2 separate regions of the Homo sapiens genome follow, and region 2 is linked to region 1. Evidence: chromatin contacts called from ENCODE Hi-C or POLR2A ChIA-PET data. All regions are on one chromosome and are shown on one strand. The core of a region is the stretch at or near the end of the contact, and the rest is flanking DNA. Distances in the headings are between cores, read along the strand shown. Region 1 overlaps LINC03146 (long intergenic non-protein coding RNA 3146). Region 2 overlaps KSR1 (kinase suppressor of ras 1).

What was found. Hi-C counts contacts between places; a loop is a spot of excess contacts on that map. ChIA-PET counts read pairs that join two places held with the same protein, here RNA polymerase II (POLR2A). Pooled maps may share reads with other maps.
Region 2: a pooled map shows a loop between it and region 1 (3-fold over the local background). The contact joins two enhancer-like sites. A Hi-C loop is called at or near these places in 1 of 168 maps with a recorded cell type or tissue (PC-9), 1 of 37 single-sample maps with no recorded cell type and 9 of 50 pooled maps. POLR2A ChIA-PET finds 5 or more read pairs at or near these places in 2 of 52 experiments (A673 and AG04450).

The regions. Positions count from the first base shown.
Region 1 is chr17:27,345,061-27,351,040 of GRCh38, forward strand. The region is part of intron 2 of LINC03146 (long intergenic non-protein coding RNA 3146); the gene reads left to right. LOC124903959 (a long non-coding RNA gene) reads left to right here. Exons shown (of 2, transcript XR_007065679.1): 1 at 1-2,002; 2 at 3,285-3,431. LOC124903958 (a long non-coding RNA gene) reads right to left here. Exons shown (of 2, transcript XR_007065678.1): 2 at 5,306-5,980. Among named protein-coding and RNA genes, the nearest start is that of LINC03146, 16 kb to the left of the region's middle. RefSeq lists an enhancer at 244-902 and a silencer at 3,836-4,545. Within about 2 kb of position 4,136, at least 28 of the 41 ENCODE cell types and tissues checked have a DNase peak (open chromatin) inside an H3K27ac peak, as active enhancers do.
Region 2 is chr17:27,528,132-27,533,690 of GRCh38, forward strand. All of the region lies in intron 1 of KSR1 (kinase suppressor of ras 1), which reads left to right. Among named protein-coding and RNA genes, the nearest start is that of KSR1, 74 kb to the left of the region's middle. RefSeq lists a silencer at 4,760-4,945. Within about 2 kb of position 1,392, at least 9 of the 41 ENCODE cell types and tissues checked have a DNase peak (open chromatin) inside an H3K27ac peak, as active enhancers do.

The DNA of each region.
Region 1 (5,980 bases), core at 2,886-5,385:
AACAGTCAGTGTTTAAATTAGGGGAAATGTTGTGGAAGCCTAGAGAACAACAGAGGAAGAGGTCGGCTCCACCTGAAGGGAGGAGGGGTCAGGAAAGCTTCAGAGAGCAGGTCATCCCAACGGGGGTCCCTGTTTTTGCCCCTGCCCCCACCTGCACCCCCTCAGCCTTCTCAACACAGCAACCTGAGGGATCATTTACAAATCAGATCAGGTCACGGCTGGGCTCAGAGCTCTCCAATGGCTCTCATCTCACTCAGAGTCAGAGCTGGGGTCCTGCTGAAGCGGTGTCATTATCTGGGGTAAATACCCGAGGTTCCTTGACTCACGCCAGGGAAATTGAAGACACAGACACACAAGAAGTGAGTTTAAGAGTGGAGGTTTAACAGGCGAAAGAAAGAGAAAAGAGAATAGGTTTCTTTCCTGCAGAGAGAGAGAGAGGCTCCCGAGCGGATCTTCTGGTTTTGTAGTTAAAAGCACGGGGTTTTACAGACGAACTTGAGAAGGTGGTGTCTGATTTACATAGGGCCTGAGCGATTGGTTAAGCCAGGTGTGACGTTTGCATAGTGCGTGAAAAAGCTGGCCATCCCACCCTGATCTTTTATTATGTAGATGGCGTCTCTATCTGGCCAGCGCCATGTTGTCTGTTCCTTACTGTACATGTGGTTGGCAAAGAAAAGGGAAGATGGAGCCTCCATATTGAACATGACATTTTGGCCCCCAGGTAGCATTTTCCTATTGGCACAGCTGCCAGCATTCACCCGTGCAAGTTTCCAGCTTGCTTATCTATGTCTGCAGCTCGATTTTACAGGCTCTTTCTTAGAAAAAGAAATGATTTGGGGGCTGCTTTTGATTAAAAGGAAAACCTTACTGAGGACTTCCTTACCCTCATTATCTGCCTGAGAAATTTCTTTTATTTTTATTTTATTTTATTTTGAGACAGAGTCTCTCTCTGTTGCCAGGCTGGAGTGCAGTGATGCGATCTTGGCTCACTGCAACCTCTGCCTCCCGGGTTCAAGCGATTCTCTTGCCTCAGCCTCAGGCACGTGCCACCATGCCCAGCTATTTTTGTAGTTTTAGTAGAGACAGGGTTTCACCATGTTGGCCAGGATGGTCTTGATCTCTTGACCTTGAGATCCACCCTCCTCGGCCTCCCAAAGTGTTGGGATTACAGGCGTGAGCCACCATGCCCGGCCAGAAATTTCTTTTTAACTCCTATATCACTACGATGCTCTAGAAGGCCTTATATGACCAGCAAAGACTACATCTCCTGGTCCCTGTGCAGCTGGGTAGGGCCTAGTGCCAACCTCTCAGCAATGGGATGAAACTGCAGTAGGTGGGTGCATCTTGCCCATCACTTGCCTAAGAGGAAATGCTGGACTTGAACTTGTTCACTGTACCTTCCCACTCCGCCTAGAATGTCCACAGCCGGAGCAGCCCCAGAACACACAAGGAGGGGTTAACTCCTGGCTCCTGAATGACCGTGTGGAACAGAGCTGCCTTCTGTCCATCATATGTGCAGTGGGGCCTCCAAAGGTTTCAGAAGTGAGCGGCCCCGCTCTGCTGCCCTCTCATTTTCCTGCAGCTGGTTTTCATAAGTATTTGGACTTTTCTATCTCTATCAGATGTTAGTTATCAGCATGTTTTCCTCCATGTTTCTTCTAAGTTGCAGCTGCTTTAAATCTGCTGTAGGCTAGGAAATCAGACCATCAAGTTTCCTGGAACAGTGACTAAAGTAAACAGGTTCTGAGGGAGGCCTGAGAAGACCACTTGTGACAAAAGTGGGTGTGATTTAGCACATAGGTTCTGAGGTGTCCAGAGCTTCTCAGAGGCTGTTTTGACCTTATTCTTATTTCCTCTTGTTTTCCAGACTTTGGAGTTTGCTGAAATGTAACCTCAGAATAAGTGGGGTATGACTGCCCTCTCCTTTGAGGGAAAAGAAAAAGTATTTTCAGGCCAGGCACGGTGGCTCATGCTTATAATCCCAGCACTTTGGGAGGCTGAGGTAGGTGGATCACTTGGGCTCAAGAGTTTGAGGCCAGCCTAGGTGAAACACTGTCACAACAAAAAATACAAAAATTAGCCAGGCATGGTGGCGCATGCCTGTGGTCCCAGCTACTTAGGAGGCTGAGGTGGGAGGATTGCTTGAGCCCAGGAGGTTGAGGCTGCAGTGATCCATGATTTCACCACTGCGTTCCAGCCTGGGCGATAGGACCAGACTGTGAGTCAAAAAATAAAAGTATTTTCATCCCTCCTTATTAACAGCGAAATTGTGACCCAAAGACAATACTCATCAAAATCCAACCAGTTTTTAGTGATCTGAGAGTTTGTTTTAAAAAAATAATCCTGGCCAGGCACGGTGGCTCATGCCTGTAATCCCAGCACTTTGGGAGGCTGGGGCAGGCGGATTACCTGAGGTCAGGAGTTTGAGACCAGCCGGGCAGGCCAACATGGCAAAACCCCATCTCTACTAAAAATACAAAAATTAGCTGGGCGTGGTGGTACATGCCTGTAATCCCAGCTACTTGGGAGGCTGAGGCAGGAGAATCGCTTGAACCTGGGAGGCGGAGGTTGCAGTGAGCTGAGATCACGCCATTGCACTCCAGCCTGGGCAACAGAGGGAGACTCTGTCTCAAAAATAGATAAATAAATAAATAAATAAATAAATAAATAAATAAATCCAACTAGTTTTTCTATGGAAATAAACAAGTTTTTAAAAAATTTATATAATAAAGGAATAAAGGGCCAAGACTAGCTAGGACACTATTGAAGAAGAAAGTGAGAAATAAGATGGGAGGGGCTTGTCCTACCATAATAAAGAATTATTATTAGCAAAGACAGACAAAGAGACCATGGGGCTGCACAGAGGACCCAGAGGTGGGCCACATATTGATGGGAACTTGGACTGTGATGGAGGTGGTTTTACTACACATCAGCGGGAAAATAAGACACCAATTTGTACATAATACCAGAACAACTGGCTAACAGATGCAAAATATAAAACTAGATTCCTTCCTCACATCGTACCCAAAGATAGACTCCGGATATATTTTTTAAAACTAAATATAAAAAGCCAAACTTTAAAACTTAAAAAAAATCTGCAAGCAAATACAACCATGAACTTGAAGGGGGTGGGTTTCTTAAATAAGATGAGAAGGACATATTTTATAAAGGAAAATGTTGATGAATTTGACTACCTTGAAATTTTAAACTTCTTTATGATGAAAGGTACCATAAATATGAAAAGGCAAGATATTGGCAATTCAGTACAACTTGTTTGTGTCCAGAATACATCAATAAAAGAAGAACAATTCAAGAGAAACAGGAAATTCACAGAAGAGGAAACCGGAATTGTCATAAACAAATGAAAAATGCTCAACTTCCCTAGTAATTATGAGAATTCAAATCAAAATAAAGACTTCATTTCACACTTATCAGATTGGCAAAAATTAAAAAGCCTAATAACACCATATTGGTAAAGATATGGGGAAATGAGAAGTCATAAGCGGCTGGTGGGAATACAAATTGGTAGAAGCTTAAAATCTTTTATTTGCAATTCCAAAATAGAAAAACTCTGAAAACTAAGTTTGCTCCCCTAAATTTGGTTTAAACTCCTTTATGTATGTATGCATGTATGTATGTATGTATGTATGTATGTATGTATGTATGTATTTTTGAGACGAGTCTCGCTGTGTCACCCAGGCTGGAGTGCAGTGGCGGGATCTCGGCTCACTGCATTCTCTACCTCCCGGGTTCAAGAGATTCTCCTGCCTCAGCCTCCTGGCAACCTCCACCACATCTGGCTAATTTTTGTATTTTTAGTAGAGAAGGGGTTTTGCTATGTTGGCCAGGCTGGTCTCGAACTCCTGACCTCAGGCGATCCACCCGCCTGGGCCTCCCAAAATGCCGGGATGACAGGCGTGAGCCACAGCGCCCGTCCTGGTTTAAACTCACTTTGTGACAAAACCTGATGGCAGCGGCGGGCCGTCCGCCGCGCTGGGGCGCGGGCGGCGGTGGCAGGAGCGGCTGCTGGAGCAGCAGTGGCGGCGGGTACCCTGTGCCCGCGTCCCCGAGGCAACCGACTGCGCCGCCCCCACCCTCGCGCGGCCGGGCGGGACGTGCCTCCAGATCAGGGCCTCCGGACCCTGGCCCCGCGTCGCCGCTCTTGCCCGCTGCTGCCGCCAGGAGGCCGCTGGGAGGAGGCGAAGCTGGGGCCGCATTCGGAAGCCCAGCGCCGTAAGGGAGAGGCGGCGCCTGCCCTACCAAAGGTGCGGAGTTCCTGCGCCTCCGGAGGAGGCTCTGCGCAGGGCCGCCCGGGGCAGCGTCCCTGGGGTCCACCCCTCATCGGGGTGACCGCGGGCCTGACACAACAGACGGCTGGGCCCTGGCCCACGATCCGCTCCCGGAGGCGCCCTGCCCCGGGCCGTGCGGCGAGCCGGGCGAGGGGAACTCCAGGCTGCCCCTGAGCGCCGGGGCCACGGGGCTAGGCTCGTGGAGAGGACGCCCCTGCCCCAGACCCGGCCCCGGCCCAGCGAGGACCAGGCGCCCCCGCCCCAGGCCGCGAGGGGTGCGGCTCGGGCATCACGCTTCACGTAGCAGGCGGGAGCCGGGAGCGGCAGCAGCCGCCCAAGTCCGGGCTGTGGACTCGGGCCCCTCTGCACTTTTGGGGGCCCAGGAAGGTGCTCGCCTTGTCCTTGCAGGCTTGGAGGTGCCTGTTCCCATTGCTTGGCCTCTGCTAGCTCCCGGCCCCCGCACGGATCTCGAAGTGGGGTTGGGGCCTAGCCCGAGGGCTGTCACACCCCCGCCTGGTGTGCGCATGCTAGGGGCAGTGCTGACACGCTCCACTGGTTTCAGATCAACTTTGGAGAATTTGGCGATAGCTAGTTAAAGCCGAAGATGTGCATGCACTGTGATCTAGCAACCATATGCCTCGCAAAACAGGCCGGGCGCGGTGACTCATGCCTGTAATCCCAGCAATTTGGGAGGCTGAGGCGGGTGGATCACTTGAGCCCAGGAGTTTTGAAACCATCCTCCTGGTCAACATGGCAAGACCCCTGTCTACAAAAAATTTAAAATTTAGCTGGGTGTGGTGGCATGCGCCTGTAGTCTCAGCTACTTGGGAGGCTGAGGTGGGAGGATTGCTTGAACCTAGGAAGTTGAGGCTTCAGTGAGCTGTGATTGTGCCAATGCACTCCAGCCTGGGTGGCAGAGCAATACCCTGTCTCAAAAGGAAAAAACACCCACACATCGATACAAGAATTTTCACTGCAGTGCTGTGTGTAATAACGAAAATGGGAACAACCAACAGTCCATTAGGAAAGGAACAAATAAATAAACAGGTTTATTCAAACAATGGGAAACTATGGAGCATTTAAAATTAACGAATCAGATCTACAATGTAATAACACGGGTAAATCTCAAAAATGAGTGAAAAAGCAAATTTCAAAGAGATTTACACAGTATGATAGTATATATGTACATATATTGTTAATGTATGTGTTATATTTGTGTATGTAATCCCAACACTTTAGGAAGCTGAGGTGCGTGGATCACTTGAGACCAGGAATTCGAGACTAGCCTGGCCAACATGGTGAAACTCCATCTCTACTAAAAATATAAAAATTAGCCAGGCGTGGTGGCTTAGACCTGTAATCTCAGCTAATTTGGAGGCTGAGGCAAGAGGATCGCTTCCTGGGCCCCCATATTTTATATACGTATGAAATATACATATTATCGATATGGTATTGTATACATTGATATATACCTCTGTAGTAAATGTGTATGTATGTATGTGTATATATACATGGTCAAGAAGGATCTACACTAACTTGAGACACTGGTTATCTATACAAGGGAAAATGGGAGGGCTTTAGATTTATCAGTTTTGGGGGTTTTTTTGTTTTGTTTTTTCGAAAAAAGAAATAGAAAGCAAATGTGGCAAAATGTTGACATTTGTTAAACCTGTGTGGGCAAGTACAGAGGT
Region 2 (5,559 bases), core at 142-2,641, 180 kb after region 1:
CACGGCTCACTGCGACCTCTGCCTACTGGGGTTCAAGCAATTCTTGTTCCTTAGCCTCCTGAGTAGCTGGGATTACAGGTGCGTGCCACCATGCCTGGCTAATTTTTGTATTTTTAGTAGAGAGAGGGTGTCACCATGTTGGCCAGGCTGGTCTCAAACTCCTGACCTCAGGTGATCTGCCCACCTCAACCTCCCAAAGTGCTGGGATTACGGGTGTGAACCACTGTGCCTGGCCAAGTTAACACGTTTAGTCTTTAACACATTTGGTCTTTGGAAGAAACTGAAGCTCAGGAATGGATCAGTAATTTGTTAAAGGTCACACCGCTAGAAAAGAGTGGATCCAGTATGTGAGCCCAGCTCTGTCTAATCATGATGTTCAGTTCTTTCTCCTTCCCAGGAGAGACCTGTACTTCTTCACTTCTGGCTCCTGCTGTTTTTTTAAGCTGAGGATGTCCTCTTCTCTTCCTATTGAAACTCCATTTCTGGGCCAGGCATAGTGGCTCACGTCTGTAATCCCAGTGCTTTGGGAGGCTGAGAAAGGAGGATCTCTTGAGCCCAGGAGCTTGAGACCAGCCTGGGCAAGATGGTGAGACTCTGCCTCTACAAAAATTAAAATAAAAAAAGTTAGCTGGGTATAGTGGTGTTCACCTGTAACCCCAGCTACTCAGGAGGCTGAGGTGGGAGGATTGCTTGAGCCTGGGAGTGTGAGGTTGCAGTGAGCTACGGTCATGCCACTGCACTTCACCCTGGGTGACAAGAGAGACCCTGTCTCTACTGGAAAAAAAAACCACAAAAATCCCAAAACAAAACTTACACCACCTGTTCCCCAAAAACCTATTGGATAAAAAAACTCCATTTATTATTCTTTCAGTTTGGATAACATTTTATGATTATAAAAATGACACCCGTTCTTTAAAAATACAAAAAAGTAAATAATAAAACTTTCCAGTGTTTACATTTTGAGATGTTAATTTTGCTATAAAAATAGAAATTGACCTCAAAGTTGAAAAAAGAAAATTAATGCCTTAAATTAAAATAAAAAAGATATGTGAAGATCATACTGCAAATGTAGTTTTCTTACCTTGAGTTGTTAACTTTCTAGAAGATTATGGGCATTGCCTCATATGATTAAGTACACTGTTAAAAGGGACTTAAAAAAAAAAAGTTGCCTCATAGTGTTCTGTGATTGACACACCAGAATGTAGTTACCTACTTCCCCATGTTTGGCTATTTTAAGTTACACTTCCGTGAATAGGCTTATGCTTACACTTAATTGTTTCTTTAGGATAAATTCCTAGAAGTGGAGTCTGGCTCAAGGGGTGAGGGCCACCTGGTGAGGCTTCTGTTGCATCATCCTGTTTCTCTGCTGCCCTCCAGGGGGGCGATGCCGCTCCACGCTCCTGCCATGCTCCTGCCACAGCCACACTGGGGAGTCCCTCTGCCAATGTTGCCAAACATCTGCCCATATGTTTCCATTTTGTATTTCCTTGCTTATTATTAAGGTGGGAGGTTTGTTATGGTTGCCGGCAGAGGTAACTTTCCTTTGAGATAAACATGTATATTTCCTTGGCCTGTTTAACTGACTTGTTTGTGCAACCCCAGTCATTCTTCAAGACCCAATTCAAAGCTCATCTTTTCCATGAACTCTTTCCCGACACCCGTCTTTTCTCTGAAGCTGGAAGCTTTAATTTTCATATCTGAATTCTCACAGCCTGTGTGTATCTGAAAACCCTTGTCAAAGACACTTTTGCATTGCAACTTGATATCTTTGGCCCCCACTTGAATCTGAGGTCTTTAGGGTAGGAGATGGGTCATTCATTTCTGTGTTGTTTGCAGGGCCTTGGCACCATACTGGGTAACTAGTGGGTACTCGATACTCTTGAATGGATGGATAGATGGACACACACTGTTCTTAACAAACCAACCAACCCATCCCACACCCGTCAGCAAAATGAGTTTAATGCCACCTTATGAAATTGCTCTCTTCCTTTCCGCATCTTTGCCTTTGGAATCAGTGAGGTTTTGCTCCATCTAAAGACCCAGCAGGGGCTGGGCGCAGTCCCAGCACTTTGGGTGGCTGATGTGGGTGGATCGCTGGAGCCCAGGAGTTTGAGACCAGCCTGGGCAACATGGTGAAACCCTGTCTGTACAAAAAATACAAAAATTAGTTGGGTGTAGTTGTGTGTGGCAGTGGTCCCGGGTACTCAGGAGGCTGCGGTGGGAGGATCGTTTGAGCCTGGGAGGTCGAGGCTACACTGAGCCGTGATTACACCACCGCACTCCAGCCTAAGCAACAGAGTGAGACCCTGTCTCAAAAGAAAAAAAAAAGACCCAGCAGGGCAGATGGAGTAACCAGCAAAGCCGACCTTAGTGGTGAGGCTGGGCATGGCGGCCTGAGCAGGGATCGGCTCCAAATAGTACGTCTACCGTGGGCTCCTGGACCTTTCTCCCTTTGCTAGAAGAGAAGCACCAGCACCCTCCCTTTTCCTCTTGTGACATTTTAAAATGTATTATTCCCATTCATAGCCTTATAAAATCAGTACGCAGTAATTAGAGAACATTTGGAAAACACAGAAAAGTAGAAGGAAGAAAATAATTACCTATAGCCTTCCCACTCAGATCAGCCCATTCACAGATGACATTTCTGCTGTGTTTTCTTTCAGTTGTGTTTTCCAGGCAAAGACTTTGTGTGCGAGGTTTTGCTTACGTAGTTCTTGCCATCCATCATGTAGATTTTTTTGTCCTGCCTGTCGCTTAGTAAAATAACACAAAAAACTTCCTATGTTTTTGTAAACCTGCTCAGTGGCTCTGTCATAGTTTAGTAAGTGGTTTTACCATCACCTCCTTAGCTGTGCTTCCATTGTTGGGGCTTTGGGTTGTTTGCACTGTGTCCCTCTTGTAAACAATGTCGGGATGGACAAGTTTGTGCTGGGCGTTTCCTTGTCCCTTTGGCTGGTTACCTCAGGCAGACTGGCCCATACCAGCCCTTCCCCGCTTCATTCTCCTCCCTTGGGGCCAGTGCCCTATTCGCCTCTCGGTTTGTGTTTCTCAGTCTCCATGTGTAGCAATATGTTGAGAAACAGCTTCCTTTTTCAGGAAGAAAGCTCAAGATGTTGAACCTCGAGGAGGCTGTGCACAAAGGTGCAGAGTCCTGCCTGCTGGGTCATGGCCTTGGCACTGCAGGGCGGCCCCCTTCTGCCTCACAGGCCCAGGGTTACAGAAGGTGCAGGTGACGGGGAGGCCACGCCTTTGAAGGGGCTGCCTGGCAAACCTTTTCCCCTGACAGTAAGCTGAGGGGGTGGCCCTGGTCACATGTTGCAGGTCTCTGGAGGGGGTGTAGTGAATACCTGAGTCCATTTTCTGCCTGGTCCCACACTCGGATCCGTCATGGAAGATCTGGCCCCTGTGTTCTGTGGGCGAGTGCTTGGGGGAGAACCCCTCCTGTGGGGCTGCTGAGATGTGTGCTGTGCTGGAGGTGGCTTCAGCCCTGCTCCTCTGAGCAGCTGCTTGGGGCATGCTGTTGAGCTCCAGAGAGCACTTCAGCATATAGCCAGCAGCGCCCTGAGGAGCTGCAGTGACAAAGGCCACTGTGGCACTCAAGGCTCAGGTTTGGATGGTGGAGTAACATTGCCTAGGTTCACCTCCCACCCTGGACAGTTACTTTATCTCTCTTTCATCTCCACTTGGGGATAGTAATAACACCCACCTCCCCAGATGAAATGAGTTAGCATTTTATACACTTCTCAAAACAGTCCCTGTTTGTTAAATAAAAATAGGGAACCAGCGTTACCAGCTAGACCACTCGCTCACAGCAGGTTGAACCCAGGACTTCTGCCATCCAGTATGGGGGAAAGAGTGCTGGACAGAACCAGGAGACCGTCCTGGCACTGCCTTCTACTTTGTGTGAGTTTGACTAAGTCGTTGTCCCTCTCTGGGCCTCAGTTTCCTCATCAGTTTTTCATCTATTTCTGTGAGATGACCTTAGGCCCTTCTTGTCTTAGAACATCCAAGGATTTTGTAATTTAAAGGCATTTCAGACATCTGAAGATGGGTCTGGTCCTGCTAATAATCCTCACTGGTTGACGTGGTCCTTAGATGGGGCCAATTGCAAAGGTCAGAGGGCAGGAGATGCAGAGCCCTGTGGGGTTTGCCCGGTTTTTCTCAGTGCGGGTGAGCTATCCTCCACCTGGAGGGTTATGGTAGCTGGGTCACCTGGGAACAGGCCGTGGGAGAACTGGCCTCCTTGGGAATGTGTTGTCCTGCGCGGCAGAGCACTTTCAGGTACGGGCTGCTCTGTGAGGCCACCCTGTGCTCCAGCCCGCAGCACTTGAGACTGACTTGCCCTGAGGTTTGTGTGAGCGAAATCGGGTCTTATGCAACAGTGAGTGCGTGCATCTCCGCTTCGAGCTGTTACATCAGAAAGCTAAACACAGAGAGCCCTTGCAACTGGAGAACTAGCAGGAGGCCCTCGCTCTGGTTCTTTGTCAGCGGGTGGGACGGGGTAGGATGTGGCTTACAGGCAGCTGTGGAGGAGAGGACTGTGCTAGGAAAGAGGTTGGAGCTGGTGGACTCTCTCCCAGGCGCTGCTTTTCCAACAGGCTTTCTGGAAGGTTCTGGCCTCCTTCTGATCAGGTGGCAGAGCATCCCTGGGGCTCCTCACCAGTATTCGTGTGCTCTGGGTCAGTGATGTCTCCATCTGCATCACTGCTGGTGGAGCACAGTGGGAAAGGTCAGCCTTCAAACTGTGGAAGGTCAGACCCAGCGCCTCAAGCCTGGAGGGGCAGCGTGGGGCATCAGCCTCTTATGAGTTTAAGTTGGCTCTGACACATACCAGCTGGGTGACGTTGGGTTGGCTTCCTGACCCTCTGAGTCCTTTTTTATAAATGAGAACATTTGTACCAAGATGCCCAGCATTGGCCTGATGGACAGTAGGCACCCCAAAAGTCTCAGTCATTTAAGGAAGTAATGTAGCCCATGGTTAAGAGCATGGGCTGAGCAGCTGAACTTCCTGGGTTCAGTTTCTTGCTCTGCCACTTACTAGCCGCATGACATGGGACTGTTCCTCATCCTCAGTTTACGCCTCTGTACAATGGGGATAGTTGTGATAGGGCGTCTCTCACAGGTTTGTTGCAAGGATTAAGTGAGTTAATTCAGTTGTCCCTTGGTATCCATGGGGGAGTGGTCCCAGGAACCCCTGAGGATACCAAAATCCACAGATTCTCAAGCCCCCTTAGTACAGATGCAGATGCAACCATTCTTTTTTTTTTTTTTAAGATGGAGTATCACTCTGTCACCAGGCTGGAGTGCAGTGGCATAATCTTGGCTCACTGCAACCTCTGCCTCCCGGGTTCATGCAATTCTCCTGCCTCAGCCTCCCGAGTAGCTGGGACTACAGATGCACACCACCATGCCCAGCTAATTGTTGTATTTTTAGTAGAGACAGGGTTTCACCATGTTGGCCAGAATGGTCTCGATCTCTTGACCTTGTGGTCTGCCCGCCTCGGCCTCCCAAAGTGTTGGGATTACAGGTGTGAGCCCCCGCACCCAGCCGCAACCATT